Regions from separate parts of the Mus musculus genome. Here region 1 is linked to region 2. Evidence: chromatin loops called from intact Hi-C (ENCODE). Cell type or tissue: left cerebral cortex. All regions are shown on one strand. Links, peaks and the distances in the headings refer to the core of each region. The heading gives the core; the rest is flanking DNA.

Region 1 (5,367 bases), core at 122-5,121, 190 kb before region 2:
AAGGCCAAGGCCTGGTGGAGGTGGTGGAGGTGGTGGAGGAGGCTGTAGAGGGGGAAGTCCCATAGGTGGTGGTGGCATAGGAATCCCAGACAGCTATGGGGAAAAAAATACAGCTATGAATTAGAAAGCATTTATTCAATTTATAAGCATTTGCTAGAGACCTAGCAAAAGAGCCAGATACTAGAATTTGAAGTCTAATGACGTAGGATTCAAGAAAATACACCATAAAAGAATCAAAAGATGCTAACTTTAGCACACTGATCAAAGCTATTAGCTTCTCTGAAAAAATATGAGGAACATTCATATTACATTTTGCATTCAATTTAAGGAGGTACAAGGACACCTCTAAAATCCATACAGGAACTTCACAAAACACACATACACAAACACACCAATAAACTCCAGGTCAAAGCCACAACTTTAGAGGAAGAGAAACAAATACTAGAATCAGAAAGGACTTAAAGAAATAGGAACTAGGGCTGGATAGATGGCCAAGCAGTTAAGAGCTGCTCTTCTATAATATCAGGGCTCAATTCCCAGCACCCCGATGGAAGCTCACAGTTCTGTAACTCCAGCCCCAGAATGACCCAACGCCCTTCAATGGCCTCCTAAAACACTGCATGCACGTGACGCACAGGTAGAAACTTGGACAAAATACAAATTCAGACAAAACACTTATATACATAAAAATAAGTTAAAAAAAAAGTAATAACCAACATTCCAAGGCATAGGATATCTACGTTGTACTAGATGCAGGGAGTATATTATTCAAGTCAGGGCATTATCCTTTACCGTTTCAATAACTTTGGGAGCTATACCTGGCAGGAGAAAGCATGACCACTTCCAGCTGAGAAAGGATCAAGGAACATTTCCAGATATTCTAGTGGAATCTTGAGTGATAAGTCAAATTTGGAGGAGTAGACATTGGGGATTAAAACAGTAGCAGCACTAAATCAGAAGTGAAGAGGTCACAATTTTGTCTCCTTAGACCTCACCCTTAACTTACGGTCCCATCTGCTAGCTCAACACATGGCTATCCTGAGCAGAAAAGATCCTCGAAGCAATCTCTTACCTGTGCTGACATAGGAGGAGGAGCCGCTTTGTCCCCATCTTCTCCTCTCAAAACTGGTCGATTCAGGACAATGCCCGTCTACAAGAAAAAAGAGAGCTCTAGGTCAGACTACAAGGACGTATTCCATTACATAACCTCCTCTTCCATTTATTTACTTAACAAAATGTACCCAGTGCCCACTTGACAGAGACTGGGGCTGGAACCTGAGAAAAGCAACAGGAGTAGAAGTAATTACAATAAAGCAAAACCAAGAACTGACAAAATGGTCAAGAGCCGGCTTGCTGCGTTGAAGTACACAAAAAAGACCTAGCCCGGTGTGCTGGAGCACTCGGAAGGCAAACGCATTAGGATCTCTTAAGTTTGAGGCCAGCCAGGGCTACACTGAGAAACCCTATCGCGAAAGAACAAACAAAAAAAGTATATGAAACGAAGATCCAGCCGCGGAGTGGTGGCGCACGCCTTTAATCCCAGCATTTGGGAGAGGCAGGCGAATTTCTGAGTTCCAGGCCAGCCTGGTCTACAGAGTGAGTCCAGGACAGCCAGGGCTATACAGAGAAACCCTGTCTCAAAAAAAAAAAAAAAAACCAAAAAAAAAAAAAAAAAGAAAAGAAAAAGAAAAAAGAAAGAAGAGAAGAGAAGAGAAGAGAAGAGAAGAGAAGAGAAGAGAAACGAAGATCCATCCGTGAGTAGTCTTAAAGGCCTCCAGGAAAAGTGAGACCTAGCCTGCACTGACAACACTCACCTGACGGGTGTAGGTCTGCAGCCGCTCTACTAACTCCTCGCGACTCCCTATAGGACGAAGCACAGAATCAGGGGGTCAGCATCACCTCGAGCAGGCCAATTTGGCGAGGTCAGGTCCCACAGGCCTGTCTCCGCCCCCCGCCCCGTGGGTCTCCTGGGTAACCAAGCTCCACTTCGCCACAAGCCCACGCAGGGCCCCTCTCGACCGCCTCTGCGCCTCACCCTGGATCGGCGCTCCTATCTCTGCCAATCTGGCCTGAAGCTCCTGCGCAGCCCAGGCTCCATAGTGGCCTGGAGGTGGAGGCGGTGGCAACTGCAACTCTCCTTTGGGAGGTTCGGGATGCTCCGCCGCCATCTTAGCCACAAGAAGGCGCGAGACCAACACGGAAGCTCGGGTCAGCCGCCGGGCCTACTTCCAGAAACTTCCGGTTGCGTAATCCACGTCCCGCGGTGATTGGAGAGAACTTGGTCCAAACACACGCCCTTTCCCTTACCGGGGAATAGGAATCGCCGCCAACGGAGGTTGCAGAGCCTTCTGGGAGTTGTAGTTTGCGGATGCGCCATCTAGAGGACGAACGCTCGCTATGACATCCGGTATGCAGCAGTAGTAATACATCCGCTGCCTGGCTGCAAGAGCTTACTCTACCCAGAGCAGATGCATTCTTCTTCTCTCCTGGCCAAACACATACTAAGTCTTCTGTCCCGACACCCTTCAATGATGAGAGACCTGGGTGCTTATTTCTCCTAGGAGCTCATAGAGATTCCTTTCCGGCGCCCGAATGGGAGGTTGGTGCCGATGGCTCTGATAAAACAGTGTTTGTCTGCTCACTCCCGCCCAGGCGTGCTTGAATGGGCTGAAAGGGGATCGGAGCCGGTGGAGGAACGGACCGCCAAGCTGAGTTCCAGCTGCTGACCTGGGGGAAGGGCACTGCTAAAATAAAATCCCCTTTTGCACCTTCGAAAAAGTCTTAAATAAATGTATTCTCTGTCAAATGCTTCCTTCCCCCTTTCGAGGAATGTTCATTAATACATTTTCCACCTTTCAGGTGTTTTATTATATGTATATGTACCGCTTGCATGCCTGGTATCTGTAGAAGCCAGAAGTGTCAGATCTGGAACTGGAGTTACACTTTTGTGAATCGAACCCAGGTCCTCTGCAAAAGCAACAGTGCTCTTAACACCAATTCTCAAGCCCCAAGGTTTTTGTTGTTTAAGACAAATGTGTCCATATGTGGCCCAGGCTACCCTAGAACTTCTGATCCTTTGCAGGCTACAGATATATACTATCACACCCGATTTCATGGAGTGGAAGATCAAGAGTCATGTAGTTCAGACTGTCTTGGGACAAAATCGAGCCCAAGCCAACCTCTAGCTCTTGGCAATCCTCCTGCCTCTGCTTCTTGAAAACTGGGCTTACTGCTGCCAGCTAATCCATTGTCTTTGTTTCATTTTTAAGTCTTTCCTGTCCTTTATTCCCACCTCCATTCCCCCAAACAGGATCTGGAACTTGATCTTCTTCTATCTTGAAGTATTTAGCATCCAGGAGGCAGCTAATAAATGAGTTGGGAGGTGGGGGTATCTAACCTGGGGACTTTATATTCTTGTAGGAAAAACAAAAAAACCTCAGGACCTTTCTTGGGGCAAGACACCATGACCCTTGCCTGCCCAACATCCACCAATTTATTTTATCTCCTTCCCTCTCCTAGTTCTGCCGCTCTCAATGACAGCCTGTTTGGTTTGTGTGTGATGAATAAAGGAGAGGAACACAAATGGTCTCATTTCCCACCCACGCGCTTCAGATCTTTTCCTAGCCACCTCCGTTTCACCAGCTGTCCTCAAGGGAGGAGTAATTGGAAAGGAGGGGTGAGCAGGATGCAGGAAAGGTGGGGTCTGAGACAGACAGATAGAGTACAGCTGGTAAAAGCGGTTCTTGTTCCCTTCACCTATACCCAAATGGTGACTCTTCCCCATTGGGTTCTCATCACTACCCTACACTGGGATTGCAGACGGAACCAAAGCCGGAAAGGACAGAACTAAAGAATGAGCGGCGGTGGCTTTTCCTTGTGCTTGCCAGCTTACTCAGACAACCATTTTTAACCCAAAGGAAGTCTCTGCTCCCTGTAATCAGAGAGCCCCGGACAGGTCACCTGAGGCTGGAGGCCCCAGTATGCTCAGGCAGGACTCCAGAGGAGTCCAGGGGGAGGAAGAGGAGGAGGAGAAGGGCAGGGTCTCTAAGGCAAGATAAAAGAGCAGATGGGTCGGTAATATAACTAGGGCCAGAAAAGGACATACCAAACAGGATGATTTTTTTTTTTCATGATTGCCCTGGGATGCAGATAGGATACCAAACTCTGCAAAGAGAAAGACTGAAAGAAAACAGAAGCTGACATGCCCGTGTGCCCCTGCCTCTGAAGTCAGGATCCTTACATAATGCCCACTTATTGGCTGTGTGAGACCAGAAGGGACCAGTGCAGCCCTGTTAAAGTACCAGAGTTGGGTGGTTAACCTACCTGAAGATCCTTTCCTTGCCCAGAATAAAGGAGACAACATCCATGCCATCCCTAGAATCAACTGTGGTCTCATGGCATCTAATGTGGCTGTAGGGGGTGCCACTATTAGACACCCACCAGGAGCTCTTTCAATTAGAGCTGCTACAAGGAAACAGGTGCCCATTTCAGTGCTGAGAAGTGGCAGGACTCTTGACTCCTGTTGCCTCTTGACTCCAAGATGGAATAAAAGCAGAAACCAGAAATGAACTGGAGTTTCTGACTCCGAGTGCAAGGTGCCTTGGCAGAGACCCCAGATCAACAGCAGCTCTGGTCAGAACTGAGAACGCTGGAGTCCTGACCAGGCCTGGGTAAACTTCTAGGTTCTGCCTCAGGAGAGCTGGAGGGCAAACTGGAAGGGAAGGGGCCAGACAGGCGAGTAGAGGTGGGAAGTACGGGGGAAGAGAGAGAGGGAATATAGGAGACTCCTTGTGCACCTGAACCTCTAAGCCAACCACAAGAAGCGCCAGTGACCGACAGGACCCAGCCATGCCTCGGTTTTCGCTTCTGATGGACAATGGTGTTGAGCTCTTTCTACAAGATTGCAAGGGAAAGATACCTGTATCTAAAGATGCCAATACCAACAGGAGAACGCTCACCAGCAGCAGGCAAGCTACGCAGTCCCCCTCCTCTTGCTGCTTTTTCTTTTCCCCCTCCTCTGAGCCGCCAGGCCCCCGCCCCCGCCCCGCCCCCGGTGTGAGATGGGGGACGGGCGGCGGGTATAGCTGAGCTGAGCTGAGCTGAGCGGACAGACTCAGACGCTGCCACCTGATCCCATCCAGGCGCAGCAAAGCAAGCTATCGGCATTCTGCGTTCAGAGCCCCCGTTGCCCTAAGACCCGGCAGATTTCAGGACAAGGGGCACAGGGGGAGCGGAGGGTAGCCCTGACCCAAGTCGGAGACAGAGCCTGCCTGCGTGAGTACTGCAGTAGCCAGCCCGGGGCTGGAGGGAACAAGGGTGCACTGCAAAGAGGATGGGGGCCTGGGCAGTTGCAGAAGAGTATCTTCG
Region 2 (5,367 bases), core at 252-5,251:
GAGCCTGCTGCTTTGCCCCACCCACGCGCCTGACTTGCTCACCAGGTGCTCCCTGTAGAGTTGCAGCAGGATCTCTCGAGCACCTGAGTTCTGAGCTGGCCAATAGCCAACACTGGTGCTTCCTGCTTGAGGCTGGGTGGGAACCTGAGAGAGACAGAGGGGCTCGCTGAATTCCAATGCCTGTCAGCTGAGGTTTCAGCAGGCCCCATGGGCCTGGCGAGGGAGATGAGGCTACAAGCCCTAGTAAATCTGGAATGTGATGGTGGCCAGAGCAAAAGTTGGGGGTATGGCCCAGGCCCAGGCCCAGCCCCAACCCCTGGAGAACAGTAACATGGTACACGTCCCACAACTTCCTGGGCTGGATCTTTTGGCAGCTCTCTTTGGGAGTCTGACTACCGTGATCCCAATAATCCTACTTAGGATTTAAGGTGGTGCCTCTCAAAGAGGGTAAGAGACTGTCCCAAGCCAATCTCAATCAATAAGAGCTGGATCCAGGGCTGTTCAACCCCTCAAACCAAGAAGTCTACAATCAACGACCCCTCCCCCCATTTAGCTTTCTACTTCCTTTCCCAATCCTCACTGGCATGGAAGAGTCCTGGACTTGCTCAGGTGGCCCTTTGCTGGCTCCCTTCTTTCCAGATGGTGAGCTGGGGGCATGGTCACCTATAGAGATCAGAAGAGAGTTAGTCCTGCACACAGTCTGGCTGCCCGGAGGAGCTTAGATGGAGTTGCTCAGTGTGTGAATTTGAGTGTCATATTTTAAAACGTTTTTGTGTTTTCTTGTATGTGTATGAGTGTTTCACCTGTGAGTATGTCTATGCATCACTTGCATGCAATACTAGAAGAGGTCAGAAGTAGGGGCTGGATTCCCCCGAATTGGGGTTTTGGTTTGGAAGCAGGGGCTCACTGCGTCAAGCCCTGGCTGACCTCAAACTCACAAAGATTCTCTTGCCCCTGCTTCTTCTGGGTGTTGGGATTAAAAGTACAAATCACCATGCCCTACCCATGTCACTTTTTTTTTTTGGAGATAGTCTCAGATAGCCCAGGCTAGCCTCGAACTCACTATGAAATTGAGAATGCTCTTGAACGCCTGAGTCTTCTACCCCCACCTCCTAAATGGTTACAGACTTGTTTCACAATGCCACCAATCTCAGGCGGCTAGCTCTGTTCGTTGAGAACCAGGAGGCTTAGGGAGCATCAACAATCACTAGTCGTGGGTCGAACAGCAACCACGTTGTGAGGGGGTAATTTGAAGCCAGAGTAGACACAGCCTGCACCTAAGAAATTTAGGAGACACCAACTCCCTGAGGTGCTCACCGCCTGATGCTAGGTGCTGCTTCAGCTTTTCGTCCAGCATGCGGCAGAGCCTGTCTCCGAAGTGCTGGAGTATCTTGGCTTCCTTCCCGCTGCGCAATGGTAGCGGGTACCGTTGGAGGGAGCGCAATGCCTGGCGAACACAAGGGAGAAGAGAGCTTATCAAACTAGGATTCACGGATCACCTGACTCTGCCAGAGCACTGTCACCAGAAACAGCTGGGACTCACCTTTTGAAACACGAAACGCGTGTGGCGCCCCCTGCTGGCTGCCTCGTCCCGCCACTCGGTCAGCCAACGAACGAAGAGCGGGTTGGGGCAAACGGGCAGCGGACGCTTCCGGCCCAGGCGGACCGGCTCCGCCATAAGAACTAGACTGGCTCCTTCAGAGTCTCAAAAAACCCCTGAGACTAGGATCGCGACAATTCAGTTGGTATAAGAACACTTGTTTGAGGGTAGGGTCTCTCCAACCTAGCAGGGCACCAGCTCATGGAATGACCTCCTTTCGCCATGTACTATGCAGTAAGAGGCTAGCTCGGTTTGCACGGCCTTTCCTTAGAACCGCCCCCATTCGCCCGCCGGCACCAGCCTTTTGGACAGGCCCCACCCAGGCCATGGAGCTTTGACCCACCCTTTCCTCTCACCCAAAAATTCGAGAGCAGACTCTTTTTTTTTGTGTACTGACTGTTAAAAAGGAGGACAGCGCCCCCTGTGACTGGGAGGGCCGGTGTGGGGGTACACTCAGAAACCTGAACTTGGCTTGCTTCAAGGTCTCATAAGGCTATTTCAGGCTCACTATCGTAGAAGAGGCTGGGAAAAAGAGGGCTTAAGAAAAGTGGAGGAGAGGGACGGACACAAGTCCAAGAATATTTGTGGGAGGGACATCTTAAAGGGGTACAAGGAATGAAATAAAGCTAAGGCAGAAGCAGAAAGATCTCGAAATGTGCCAAGTCGGGGATATTTGTGCACAGAAGACTCAGGCTAGGTGAATGGCGAAGATGTGTATTTAATTCCTCCCTTTCAAGGAGGAATAAGAGGTGTATCCTAGAAGGTGGAGAGTTCGAATGTGGGCACATGGTTGGATCCCGGGGATGCTAGTTAGACACTTCGCTTCTGTGGCTCATTAAAAGTGAAGGAGCCTCAGGGAGGATGAAGGTGGGAACCTTGCTGGGGCAGGGATGTCTCAAGCTGAGGGACACAGGGCTCAATAGAACATAGAGGTCCCTTCAGTGTTTGGAACAACGCACGGTCTTCAGCTGTCACGCTGTCACTCCGGAAGTCGTCGGGAGCCCAATTCGCAGACCCTCTTCTCAGTCTAGCTTTTGTGCACCCGCCTCTTTCCTCAAGCAGCCTTATAAGGAGCCTGCAGCTGGCGCTTGGACTGGGCACGCCCTCTGGAGGCTTATGCCCTAATAAGGACATCTAGGGCATCCCGCGACCAGGGGCGGAAGGAGTGCGTCTCCAGGGTAACTGCGTGGCCCCTCCCCCCGTTGCTCTGGGAAACTGCTAGTCTCGAAAAAGGTGGAGCCAGCCTTCTCCTTAGGAGGGGCCCTTGGGAGAGAAGGGGGTCAAGCTTCGGCCTCCACCTGGAGCTCCAGCAGTGTAGCCCACGGGTGCAGTCACCTGGAGCTCCCGCAGTGTAGCCCACGGGTGCAGTCTGACTACAATCCCCTGACTACAACCCCCGGCATCCTCTGCGTGCTGCCTCGCTCCTGGGGAAGCTCCTCTTTTACACCCTTTATTCAGCTTGGGGAGGTCAAGGGCCCCGGTTTCCTTTGCCTCTGAGTTGTTTGCGACTTTGCCCTTTTTTTCTAAGGCCATGGTCATTGTTTCAGGTCAGAGAAATTCTCCTGGAGTTCCCACCCCAGTTTATTTTAAACTTTTGCTTTCATATAGATTCTCTTCAGTCTTTGTGCTAAAATGATCATAAACCTATCAACTCTGGAATTAAATTGAAGTATTCCTTTTCCTGTATCGTAAAAGAAACATAAAGAAGTTTTTTTTTTGTTTTGTTTTGTTTTGTTTTGTTTTTTGATTTTTCAAGACAGGGTTTCTCTGTGTAGCCCTGGCTGTCCTGGAACTCACTTTGTAGACCAGGCTTGCCTCGCACTCAGAAATCCGCCTGCCTCTGCCTCCCGAGTGCTGGGATTAAAGGTGTGCGCCACCATGCCCGGCCATAAGGAAATTTTTAGTGCACAACTCTTCACCCTTCCCCCATGAATTACGTTTGATCTAACAATTTGCCAAACGTCTTTAGACAACGCCAAAGCTCTCAAACTTTTTATGTTAGCATTTCCTGTTTTTTAAAAAATCCTATTTGTTGAAATTTTACTCCACGGGAGCATTTCTATTGGCTTGAAGACACCGTTATACTTGGCGATTCTCTTTTCTGTGAGAGAGGATCCCAAGCTGATGATTCAAAATCTTTTTTCAGGAACCATAAAGAACAAAAAACCACTTAATTTCTGGGATAAAGAAAGTAGAGAATTATATTCAGGTCATTTTTATCAAACGATGGGCCTCTGGCTCAGAGCGTTTTTTGGTCCATTGCACCAATGGGCTCACTCTCCGTGCAACAGCCCACGCCTCTCGGCCTCCGCCTACTCTGCGCCTCAAGCTCTGCGGAACCCGGTAGCAGCTAGTTCTATTTCGGTGCAAAATCCTCGGACTTCACTTCCCGTCGGCCCGCGCGGCAAGCGCCGGAAGGCCGCCCCGCCCCTCATTGTGCGGCTCCTACTAAACGGAAGGGGCCGGGAGAGGCCGCGTTCAGTCGGATCCCGGCAGCAGCTGCGGCGGCTCAGGTCTTCAGTTGCTCTTTCTGTCTCCCTTTCGTTTCCGGAAACATGGTGAGCATTAGGCCACTGCGCCCGAGGGAAGTGGGTTCGTGATCCGTCGCTTGCGCGCCGGGCGGGGTGGGGGCGGCAGAGAAGCGGTCTTGGTATCCCATCCCCCAGCACCCCGAGCGAGATTAAGGGTCTCATTGAAGGGCAGGCCGCGCGTGCGCGCCTCCGGGCGCTGGGAAGGGCCGATTCGGACGTCGCTCGCGCGCCCCCTGGCTCCTCTCCCCTCCCCCATCCTGCCTTTGCGCCAGCGCGGCCACTGGCCGTGGGGGAGGGGTCCAGTGTGCGGGGCCTCGGGCAACGCTCGCTGGTTCTCGATGGCGCGCGCTGGACCAGAGCACGCGGCATCCAAACCCTGGCCCGGGGCCGCTAGGGAAAAGCGCGCGAGGTGTCGGCGCGCGCCCCACCCAAGGGCTGTTCCCTTCCCCGCATCATCCTCCCTCTGCGGCTAGGTTGGTCTCCACAGCAGGTGGCAGGGATTCCGCCGTCAGGGCGGGGCGGGGGCGGCCGCGGTGTGGCTCTGGGAGATGCTGAGGCATCGGGGAACCTGATTGAGACGCTGGTTCTGGAGCCTTCTTGCAACACGAGTCACGGAGTGGGTTCCTGTACAGGCTATCGCCCCACTTCTAGAAAGAGCGATTACACACTCCATTCTGTAGTCACTGTACCTCGGGCTAGAGCTAGAACAGCGCGTGCGCACATGCTTGGGCCCTGCCATCCCGGCTGCAGCTCTAGCCGAGCTAGGCCTTTTGCTGCTCTGCCGGATGGGGCCGAGGGTGGAGCCGCGTTTAGGGAAGTGACCGAGGCGGGTACCGCCCGGAAGCCACCAGCTTTTATGCTTAGCCTGAGGGCACGGGAAACTGTTTTTTGGAGTGAGACTGGCCAGAGCTACCTCTCCAGCTGACTGCGTTTACGCCTATTCCTAAAGGCGAGCCTTAGGCGTTGAGACATCTGAGGTCCGGCCGCCTCGCTGCCTCTGGGCTACGAGTGTCTCTTGGGGAGGCCCTGAACCTAGTCCAATCTTTCTCCGCCTACTCCGGAAGCGGGTGAATCACGTGGCTAGCTTCCTCTGCAGTTCCATGGTGGTGGTGGGGAGGGTTGGTTGTAGATTTCTGATTGGGTCGTCCCCCAGGGCCGTACAAAGCAGAAAGTTTTCGGCGATTTGGGGCATCACAGTTTGACCTATTAATTTGTCAGTCTTTTTTTTTTTTTAAA

Evidence for each region. Hi-C counts contacts between places; a loop is a spot of excess contacts. Peaks named below come from ENCODE experiments on the same cell type or tissue, not always from the same donor. Only the 100,000 strongest peaks of a DNase experiment are listed, where the experiment ranks them.
Region 1: a loop joins it to region 2, with 6 times the contacts of the local background. A loop is called at or near these places in 1 of 42 quality-filtered maps.

Annotation. Positions count from the first base shown.
Region 1 is chr19:5,293,227-5,298,593 of GRCm38, forward strand. Sf3b2 (splicing factor 3b, subunit 2) reads right to left here and starts at 2,229. Exons shown (of 21, transcript NM_030109.2): 1 at 2,036-2,229; 2 at 1,815-1,861; 3 at 1,073-1,150; 4 at 1-93. The coding sequence starts at 2,168. Gal3st3 (galactose-3-O-sulfotransferase 3) reads left to right here and starts at 5,105. Exons shown (of 3, transcript NM_001024717.2): 1 at 5,105-5,274. In left cerebral cortex, for the core only: a CTCF peak has its summit at 2,374 (motif pointing left); DNase peaks (open chromatin) are centred at 2,300, 3,197, 3,622 and 4,143; H3K4me3 peaks cover 2,884 bases; H3K27ac peaks cover 3,087 bases.
Region 2 is chr19:5,486,445-5,491,811 of GRCm38, forward strand. Mus81 (MUS81 structure-specific endonuclease subunit) reads right to left here and starts at 1,935. Exons shown (of 16, transcript NM_027877.4): 1 at 1,544-1,935; 2 at 1,318-1,447; 3 at 581-663; 4 at 43-144. The coding sequence starts at 1,678. It overlaps Cfl1 (cofilin 1, non-muscle), which reads left to right and starts at 4,011. Exons shown (of 4, transcript NM_007687.5): 1 at 4,011-4,158. The coding sequence starts at 4,156. In left cerebral cortex, for the core only: CTCF peaks have their summits at 827, 1,564 (motif pointing left), 2,053 and 2,703 (motif pointing left); DNase peaks (open chromatin) are centred at 1,599, 1,982, 2,742, 3,990 and 4 more places; H3K4me3 peaks cover 4,369 bases; H3K27ac peaks cover 4,417 bases.